Linked DNA regions of Homo sapiens: regions 2 and 3 are each linked to region 1. Evidence: chromatin contacts called from ENCODE Hi-C or POLR2A ChIA-PET data. All regions are on one chromosome and are shown on one strand. Each heading gives the region's core, a stretch centred on a gene start or an enhancer-like site at or near the end of the contact. The rest is flanking DNA. Distances are from core to core; before and after follow the strand shown.

Evidence for each region. Hi-C counts contacts between places; a loop is a spot of excess contacts on that map. ChIA-PET counts read pairs that join two places held with the same protein, here RNA polymerase II (POLR2A). Pooled maps may share reads with other maps.
Region 2: a loop to region 1 is called in a map of natural killer cell, with 13 times the contacts of the local background. The contact joins the promoter of ERMP1 here to the promoter of PUM3 in region 1. A Hi-C loop is called at or near these places in 2 of 168 maps with a recorded cell type or tissue (naive thymus-derived CD4-positive, alpha-beta T cell and natural killer cell) and 7 of 50 pooled maps. POLR2A ChIA-PET finds 5 or more read pairs at or near these places in 1 of 52 experiments (PC-9).
Region 3: a loop to region 1 is called in a map of CD8-positive, alpha-beta T cell, with 16 times the contacts of the local background. The contact joins the promoter of PLGRKT here to the promoter of PUM3 in region 1. A Hi-C loop is called at or near these places in 1 of 168 maps with a recorded cell type or tissue (CD8-positive, alpha-beta T cell) and 11 of 50 pooled maps.

Annotation. Positions count from the first base shown.
Region 1 is chr9:2,842,564-2,845,746 of GRCh38, forward strand. It overlaps PUM3 (pumilio RNA binding family member 3), which reads right to left and starts at 1,532. Exons shown (of 18, transcript NM_014878.5): 1 at 1,482-1,532. RefSeq lists enhancers at 561-1,122, 1,506-1,800, 1,624-1,863.
Region 2 is chr9:5,831,595-5,834,777 of GRCh38, forward strand. It overlaps ERMP1 (endoplasmic reticulum metallopeptidase 1), which reads right to left and starts at 1,523. Exons shown (of 15, transcript NM_024896.3): 1 at 1,096-1,523. The coding sequence starts at 1,433. RefSeq lists silencers at 1,090-1,309, 1,390-1,609.
Region 3 is chr9:5,436,276-5,439,458 of GRCh38, forward strand. It overlaps PLGRKT (plasminogen receptor with a C-terminal lysine), which reads right to left and starts at 1,650. Exons shown (of 6, transcript NM_018465.4): 1 at 1,514-1,650; 2 at 294-419. RefSeq lists enhancers at 952-2,151, 1,207-1,296, 2,857-3,016.

The sequences.
Region 1 (3,183 bases), core at 282-2,781:
CCAACCTCTACATGTTAGCATTCCTCAAATCTTTGCCCTAGGGAACTTCCCTTCTCTCTCCACACTTCTCCCTAGGTGGTCTCATCCAATCTCCTGGCTTTTTATGCTGAGTACTCCCAAATCATGTCTCCATTATGAACTTCTCCTTGGGGTCCAAACTTGTGTATAACTGCTTATCTGATACCTCTAATTATGTGTCTAACAGGAACCTTACCCTTAATATGTCCAAAACATAATTCTCTATGTTGTTCTTTATGTTATTGTTGTTTGCCCCACAAACAACAATATACTATTTTTCCCTGCCCTATCGTCCTCCATCTCAGCCAATGGCACATCATCTACTTTACTGCTCAAGTAAGAAATCTGAGTTACCCTTGACATTTTCCTCTCTACTCTGCCACGCTGAACCATAAGTTAGTTCTCTTAAATGTCCCTTACGTCACCACCCTAATGCAAACTATTACCAATACAATCTCTTGAGCTTCCAAATGTAATACATTTTCTAAAGAGAACCAGGGCCTATTCATGATTCTCACTTGCTTACAAGTCTTCAATGTTTTCTACACATGGTAATAGGAACGGAAATGTTTTCCTATTGTACAGAAAAAAAAATTCCCCATCATGACCTTCAAGGCCCTACAGAACCTAGTTCCACTCTATCCGGCTAACTTTATCTTGTACTCTAACTATACTCCTTCCTAGCTCCCATCTCAGGAACTTAGCCCATTATCGCCTCTGCTTGAAGTACTCCCTGAGCTTCCAAATCTCCGTTTAAAGATCACTTCTTCAGACTCCACTATCTGCCAACTCAGCATCCAGTTCGTTTCCTCCCAGCACTTAGAATCTGCGTACATTCAGGCAAACCGCCTAGCACTGGAGTTGGGGTTTGTGAAGTAGCACAGACAGGCTGATCAGGCCGAGCACGGGCTGGGATTCCGGAGTGAAGCTAGTCCACTCTAACCCGGCACGCAGGGCAACGTGGTGGGAGAGAGGTCGGAGTCCCGCCCTTCTTTTTTTTTTTTTTTTTTTTTTTGAGACGGAGTCTTGCTCTGTCTCCCAGGCTGGAGTGTAGTGGCACGATCTTGGCTCACTGCAAGCTCCGCCTCCCGGGTTCACGCCATTCTCCTGCCTCAGCCTCCCAAGTAGCTGGGACCACAGGCGCCCGCCACCATGCCCGGCTAATTTTTTGTAGTTTTAGTAGAGACGGGGTTTCACCGTGTTAGCCAGGATGGTCTCGATCTCCTGACCTTGTGATCCGCCCGCCTCGGCCTCCCAAAGTGCTGGGATTACAGGCGTGAGCCACCGCGCCCGGCCAGTCCCGCCCTTCTTGCCAGGCTCCAGTCAGTCCCAAACTCCTAGCCCAGAAAGAGGCCAGAGGAGACTGCCCAGTGGACAACAGCCCCGAGAGACCTTCCCGACTTCCAGCGCCCGGCAGGGTGCGAACCCCTCCCAAGAGCGACCGCTGAGCCTGCCACACTCACCGCACACGTGGGACCGAGACAGCTCGCGCAGCGGATCCCGACCGCCTCTCCGCTTCCGCTTCCTTGCCTTGCTCCGCCCCCGGGCCGCTTTTTTTCATCTTCCGCGGCGGATCAGGGACTAAGAGGTGGAGCTTCCCAGAGAATACAAAAATTCGGAATTTCTATTGGTCCGCTGCTGTTATGCCTCCTCTTGAGGCGCGAGGATTTTGGCCCTTGCAAGAATCCGTCGGGCGGAGGACGCGACAACGGCCACGGGAAATGACGTCATTAACCCTGTGGCTTCCGTGCTGGAAAGAGAGGGAGAGCTCTTGCGAGGCAGAACAGGCTGCTGAAGGACAGACCTGGCTGGCGCGGTTAATAAGAGGCCTGCATCCCGTAGCCTGAACAAATATTGAAGTAGCTAAAGTTTCTAAAGTGTGTTAATTTGCATACTTCCTCAGCAGTCCAGCGTGGAGGATAAAAGGGGTATCTTGTGAGTCGATTTGAATTGTAATCCCGTTTTTTTCACTTGCTAGCTGTGTGGCTCTGGGAAAATTACAGTTTTTATGAGCTTTGGCTTCCTGATCAATAAAATAGAAATAATTAAGTGATACGTGCAAAGCGCTTAGCATGGAACGCTCTCAATAAATGTTTGCCATTTTTAGTGTCTGCTCGTGCCTGGAAACTGCTGTTATTCCATTTTATACTTCAGGAAATAAGATTGTGGTTAGGATATATGCCCCATTTTCCAGATGAAGAAACTGACACCACAAACTTGCTCGTGTCAAGCAACAGAATTTTATTCTTTAACTGTTCTAGAGGCAAGAATTCCAAAATCAAGCTGTTGGCAGAGCCCTGCACCTTTTGAAGGCTCTAGGGGAGAATGCTTTGCTTCTTCAGCTTCTAACGGTTCCAGGCGGTCCGTGGCCTCTTGTTGCATGACTCCAATCTCGGCCTGTCTTCTAATGGCCTTCTCCTGTGCCTGTGCCACTTCTCTGTGTGTTTTTAGGACACTGAACATTGAATTTAGAGTCCACGGGGATAATCCAAGATCATCTCATCTGGAGGTCCTTAATCACATCTGCAAAGGCCCTTTTCCCAAATAAGGTCACTTTCACATGTCCTGGGAGTTAGGACATAGACATATCTTTTGGAGACTATTCAACCCACTGCATCTGTAAAGTTGAGGAACTGGCACTTGATCCCTGGTGCCAGACTTCAGATTTTACTGTCTTCCAACTTACTCCGTTTTCTGGCCACTAAGGAGTTAGAGTTGAAACTGGTAATTTAGTAGACTGTATGCTTCTTGATGACAGGGGCCATCATTACTTTCCAGGCACTTATCTCACTATGCAGCACATAGATACTTGATAAGTTCTTGTCGTCTACCTTAACTGTTACTAGTTTACATTTCAGCTCATTTAAATCTCATAAGAACGTTTTAAATAGGTCTTTTCTCATTTTACAGAGAAAGGCAAAACATAGTAGCTTTGGTCCAGTGAGCCTGACTCTAAACTCAACGTGGCTGCCTCCGTACTGCTTTCAATAATTCAGTAAATGCTAAGAGAAGAGAATATGGAACAGGAATTGCAGGAGGCCCATCAGCTGTGCCTTTTGGGCAAATAGCATAGTAGTGGGGATATTAGACACCTTGAAACACCTGACAAGTAAATGCTGGCCAAAAAGAAAGAAAAATCGCAAAATACACCCTATCACACAACCC
Region 2 (3,183 bases), core at 273-2,772, 3.0 Mb after region 1:
GGCCCTGTCTCAGAAAACAAACAAAAAAAGCTAAAGACTAAGCAGGATAGAATATAACTTCACTGTGCATACTCCTGAACGTTACAGATTCTGGGTTAATGACTTTAAGTAGCAGAAACCAATGAGCAAAAATAATCAAGTCAAGAGGTTAAATAAGGCGGGCGGGGGAAACTTTTGATGGACCTAGCCCTCCTAGCATACACCCAAGGTCTAATAACTTCAATTCAGGCCAAAACCAACTGTACCCCTAATGAAAACAAAACTGTTTTTGTCTTTTCACTGCATTCCAAGTGGGGAAAGCTGGAAGTGGGGGTGGGAGACGTTTCAGAAAGTCCTTAATAAGCTTGCAACACTTTGCATTCTAGCAAAAACTTTTTAGAACACAGTAGCTGTTGAAAACTTGACGCCAGCTTAACACTTCATGAGCTTTGACACACCTGGGTTACAATATCTTTGACTTAATCACCTTTCCTAGCATTCTTAAAGGTCTTAAAAAAAAAAAAAAAAGTCAAACCTTACACAGTCACTAATCCAAGGGGCCTAAAGATAAACTGCAGGGATCTGAGAATTTATCAGACTGCATACCAAATTTTGACTGGGCGGTGTTCCAGAAAGAGTTTCTATAGCCTTCAGATGTGGGGGCTGTAACCCTCAGAAAGTTAGAACAGTGCACTAGCGCCTTCCAAAACTCCCCGCCCCCAAAGCGAATTTATACAACAGTCTAGGTACACAAATTTCCATCTGGAAAGCAGAAGGGCTAAGCAAGGTAAAAAGGGGAAGCTGTTCCAGAATATGGGGAGACGACTCACAACCAACCATCTGCACGAAGGGCAGACAGTGGAAAGCAGGTTCAATCTACCTGGCAACCCCAATCTGCACCACGAGCTTAACCGGGGACAGGCAAGCCCCAAGTCCCGGCAATTCAGACCCCAGAAGAAGGACAAGCAAGGTCACCCCACCCCACGTGCAGCCTGGGAGGGGTCAGCGAGTCCCAGCGGTCCGGCAGGGGCGGGTGCACACAGGTGCGGTGCCCCGGAGCCTGCGCAGGAGCCGCAAACGGACGCGCGGGCCGTGCCAGGAGGGAGCGGCCGGTACCTGGCTTGGAGCGCGTCGAACTCCCCGCGGTGTCCAGCGGCCCCGCGTAGCACGAGCTGCTGCAGCGAGAGCTGCACCAGCGTCCGCAGCGCGATCAGGTAGAGCGCGAGCCCCAGCGCGGCGCGCACCTCAGACAGCCCGGTCCCCGCGCCCCTGCTCGCGCCGCCGCTACCCCCGGGGCTCCTCTTCCGCGTCCTCCCGCCGCCGCTGCACCCATCCACCAGAGGCTCCTGCGCTCGGGCCTCCCTCTCCGGCGGTGGCGCGGCCGCCGCTCCCTCTCGACGCTCTACTCCGACGCGGTGCCGCCTCACAGCAGCCGACTCAGAACCCCACTCCATGGCCACGAGCCTCAGCTGCCAGCCCAACCGCCCCAACCCGCGACAGCCCCGGCCGCCGCCGACGCCGCCGTCGCTGCCGCAGCGCCTCCTAGTGAGCGGACGGAAACTGCAGAGGGCCAAACTTCTTCTGATTGGCCCGTCCCGCCGCGCCAAGACCCAGCTTCTTTGGCAGTTCTCGGGTGCACACAGCTGCAGGGCCGACCCAGCAGCGGGTGGTGGATATGCCGTCTCCCGCAGGGCTTTTCCAGCCCTCTGTAGGACGGAGATTGCCAAATGTAAAGACACCTAAAAACCCAAAACGAGAAAAATGAGAGATCGCTTTTGAAAGAACACACAAGGCTCTTACAGTGCATCAGGCAGATGAAAAAAGCAATGACCTGGCTTTCGTAAGGAAGGAATATTAGAACATCAGGCTCCAAAAAAGTGGGTTCCTGGCTCTTAAAATTAGAAATAAGATTACGCAGAGGAGGCCCGGCCTATTGCTTTCACATGCATAATCTAATCAGATCTTCATAACTCAGCAACTTAATCTGTGCTATTACTGTCTCCATTTAACAGATAAAGAAAAATAATGGCTATTATTTATTGAATACCTGCTATGAGCTAAGCGCTAGGTCAAGTCCTTTAATACATCATCTTATTTAATTATCTTTAACAATACTTAAAAGGAAATATCTTTGTTCCCATTTTATAACCTGAGAAACGTAGAGATAACAGATGAAGAATGTAAATCTAATTTCATGGGCTCCCAAAACAGCATTCTGTTCCACTACTACATTAGCACTCTGCAAGTGAAGGTTCAGAAAGGCCATTCTTCACTTGACGACTCTCTGGGGCGGTTAAGCAGCAGAGCCTTGGTTTCAGTGCAGATCCTAGTGATTATCTAGTCTTCTTCCAGCTTGCCGGTACCCATGAGCCTCTCTGCTCCAAGGTTTTTTGTCCCTAGCTTGGAGTTGCTACATTAGCATGAGCATTAACCTAGAGACCAACTGGGAGAGCACACTGCCGGATTTTGACTTAGCACATATGTCAGATTTCATACAATGCCCTATAGTCCTGCTCTTGCCCACCTCTCAGGCTCCTCTGACACCAGGATGCTTCTTATTTCCAGCTCTCCAGCCACACTGGCCTCTTTCAAAGACTTCCTGCACGCATCTTTCCTTCTACAATAGGATCTTCTCACATGCTGTTTGAATTACCTGGAGTGTTCTTCTCTCTCCTCATTGTCTTTTTAACTCCTAGTTATCCTTTAAATCTCAGATTAAGTGGTACTTCCTCAAGCAAGAATCTCCTAATTTAATTAAGCTTGCTTCCCCTATTTGTAGGATCTCACAGCACCATGTTTGCATGTGACTATTTCATAACTTCCTCATTAGACTGTAAGCCCCACGAAGGCAGGAATCAGGTCTGGTTTTACTCACCATTTTATTCCTTGCTCTTAACACAAAGCATGACACATAGTATGTAGTCAATAGATATTTCTTGAGTGAATGAAAAAATGAAAACATACCACTTTTGTGGCAGCAAGCATAATTTTAGCTCTACAAGATCCCTTTCAGTCTGTAAGCACTATGAGACTAAAGACAGTGTCTATCTTATTTAATCATCACTGTATCCATAGTGCTTAGCTCTGGATAAGAGCCTAGCCCATGGTCATAACTATATGTATGTATATATGTGTGTGTGTGTGTGTGTGTGTGTGTGTGTGTGTGTGTGTGTATGTCTGACAATATCCCATGGTACCATAATA
Region 3 (3,183 bases), core at 400-2,899, 2.6 Mb after region 1:
TTGCACAAAGCATGAGAGATACAAGAAAAACTGTGGCTCAGGCCACTTGCCATTACTTATTTTTCTTCTGAACATAGGAGTGGATGACTAAATTTTTACACCTGCTGCAAACATTTATAAAGAAAACAACTGTACTCTAGTACTATTCCTCCACATACCCTGTATATCACAGAGCTGTGTGCTTTCAAGTGCTCCTGTTTGTAAGGGGTTAGGATCTCCCCTGAAAAGAGAGAGTCCTCATGTCAATCATCTGGGAAAGAAACACTGTCTGGGAAGTTAGTATTTAGATTTACCTCTTTCTGGGCCTTGCTCTCCTGGGTCTGGACTTGTAGTCTGAATGTGTTAGAGGACGCTCCCAGGTGGAAGGGTTAAAGGTGGAAGCCAAGCAGGAAGAAGAGCTTCCTTATGGGAAACCACACCTGAGAATAAATAAATGCATCACACCTTGTAAATTTCACCCTGGAGTTCAGTATTTTCAACATTCTTTCCTTTCCCAACTTCCCCATTCCTGGCAAAGTCATTTCCCAAAGTCTGGGAATATTCCGTAGGGTGTCCAGAACACTTTCAGCTATCTCCTCTTGCTCACAAAATATGTATCAGAAAATAAGCAAAATTGACCTTGCAATAGGGATAACTTTGATTTCACTCACTTGTATAAGTTAAGTCTTTTAAAAATTCTAACACTTTTCACCAGGGGTAAAAAAAAATGTCTTGCTACTTATACAATTTTAAACATCACTGTGTCTCAGAGTGATGTTTTGCAGAGAATGCTGATTTCAATCCCTCTGTCTTCATTTTCCCTTTGATTCCTTCTGAGATCTTGGAAGGGGTCTTTAATGCTTCAGCCCTGCCTCAGGTGAGCTATAGATTACTATGGGAAGGTGTATTTCTGGGGAGGAGAAGTGGTGCCTGCAAGTTCCAGACAACCTTTCTTCCGGTCACCCGTGAGTACCTAGATTTGATTTTACTTGGGGGGACATAAAAAATTAATTGCATGAATTCTGTCATCGGGATTACCACGCTGACTTATTTCCCGATCAGATGACACATTGCCTGAATGTATGACTGATCGTCTCACCACAGTCATTTTCAATATTTGCATCCCATTGAAATTAAGCCACATCCCCTTGCAAATTCCAGCCCAGAGCCCACAGCTTCCGGAGGTTTTCTGTAATTAACACCGCCCTTGCTCCCTGAGGCCAGTTACTGTAATTTAGGTATTCCCCGCAATAGTGTGCTGATTTCTGTTGAGAGCACTGTGCCTGTTTTTCTCAACTCTATTTTAAAGCTACGGAGAGATCCGGAGTCCACGCCAGGCGACAAGAACGCGCTCTAATGGAACGAAGTTGGCAATACCTATCAGCACCAGGGGCAGTGCGAGAGCCAAGAGCCGGCGCTCACGAGGAGCGGGCGCCCAGCGCTGCCTGGCAAGCCCGGAGCCCAGGAGATCGCGCTGACTGACATGGCCGGGCTGACCCTTCTCCCCACCCGCCTGCGGCCGGTGTTCACTCACTGGGCGGCGCTGGTGCCGGGACCAGGCGACCGGTACGCAAACCTCCAGGCCCGGGCTCCTTTCGCCCGCTGCAGGGACCGGGCCTCGCTCCGCCCAGCGTCGGGATTGGCGCCCAGACACAGTAGATGACGCACCTCAGCCAATTCGCGCAGCCCTCAGCTTCTTTAAAGAGCCGGCACTTCCGCCAGAAGCCGGGTGTGTCCTTCCGGGCCAGGCTCAGTGTTACCAGAGGTGGGAGGGGAAGGTCAAAAGAGGCAAATTCAAAGCCGCGGCGACTCAGCTGCCAGATTTTTGAGATGAGGCAGAGGAAGCGGAGTGGAATTCTCAATTAAAGGCCTCTGTCCCCTCATCTGTTAAATTGGCACTATTAAAAAGTCATAAAGATAAGACAGAAACGAGAAAGAAGAGAATTGACTGAAATTACCCATTCTTTTTTGAACAGAGCCGTCTTTCTCCCCTGCTGCTCAGAGAGATGTCGGTCTCGCCTCAACCTCACCAGCAATTTCTATCTTGAATAAGCCACGTCTCTCTCCCAGCCTGAGAGAATGCTTGAATTGTTGGCACTCTGTTCTTTGCTACCAAATGGCTTGGAAAAATAGCATGAACGTCACCAGTCTCTGGCCTTCAGGAAAGTCCCTGCTAACCACCACAGCGGTGGAGAAGGCGTCTAACTTTCTCCAGGCTCAGCGTGTGAGTGCACACCGCCCTGACCTCCTGGGCGCGTCTTGATGCTCTCAACAGCAGCCCTCAGGATTCTGGACTGTGGGTCCCACATTCCAGATACCATTTGTGGAATGGCTGGATGAGAAAATTGCAACAGCACCCTCATTTCCAGTTAAGGGAATGGGCGGGTTACCAGGAGGTTTGACACTCTTGAAGGGAGGTTAACAACTGATGCAAGAAGTAAGGAATCGTGTTTGAGTGCACAGACTCTAGCATAAACACACCTACCTTCAATTTCTAGCTCTGTCACTGTCACTCTGAATTTATCACCTCTGCAACAGGACTAAAGCCATCTAATTTATTGGATTGTGAGGACTAAAAGATAATATATGTGGGCATTTAGCACAGTGTCGGGCACATAGTTCGCCTTCCGTAACCAGTAGTAACCAGTAACAGCGGGGAGCTGTTAGTAACTATAGGGCTGAGGGGTGGGGGAAGGAAGCAGTTACTAAAACCAGGCGAGAGCGAGAGCGGTAGCTGTGGCTGTACGAGAGAGTAACCAACTGGAACCGTGTCGTTCAGTAGAGGAAAGCAAGCAATGCCAACTTTTCACCAAGTAAGGTGAGATTCTATAGTTGTAGCCAGTGCTGAGACGTCAGCCCAAAGCAGGGACAGAGTGGAGAAGACCCACCTCTCTGTTCTCCCAGCTCTGATATCCAGCTGGGGTCTTCCGCTGGCTGGATCCACCAGGAAGCCAGAAGACAGTGGAGCTAGGTCTGTGTAGTCTGTAGAGGTCAGCCTACTAGGCACAATGCCTGGAGGGAGAAATAGAAAATATCCAGCACACCATTTCTTTTTTTTGTTTGTTTTTACACTTTAAGCTCTAGGGTACATGTGCACAACGTGCAGGTTTGTTACCTATGTATACATGTGCCGTGTTGGTGTGTTGCACCCATTAAGTTGTCATTTACATTAGGTGTATCTCCTAATGCTATCCCTCCCCCCTC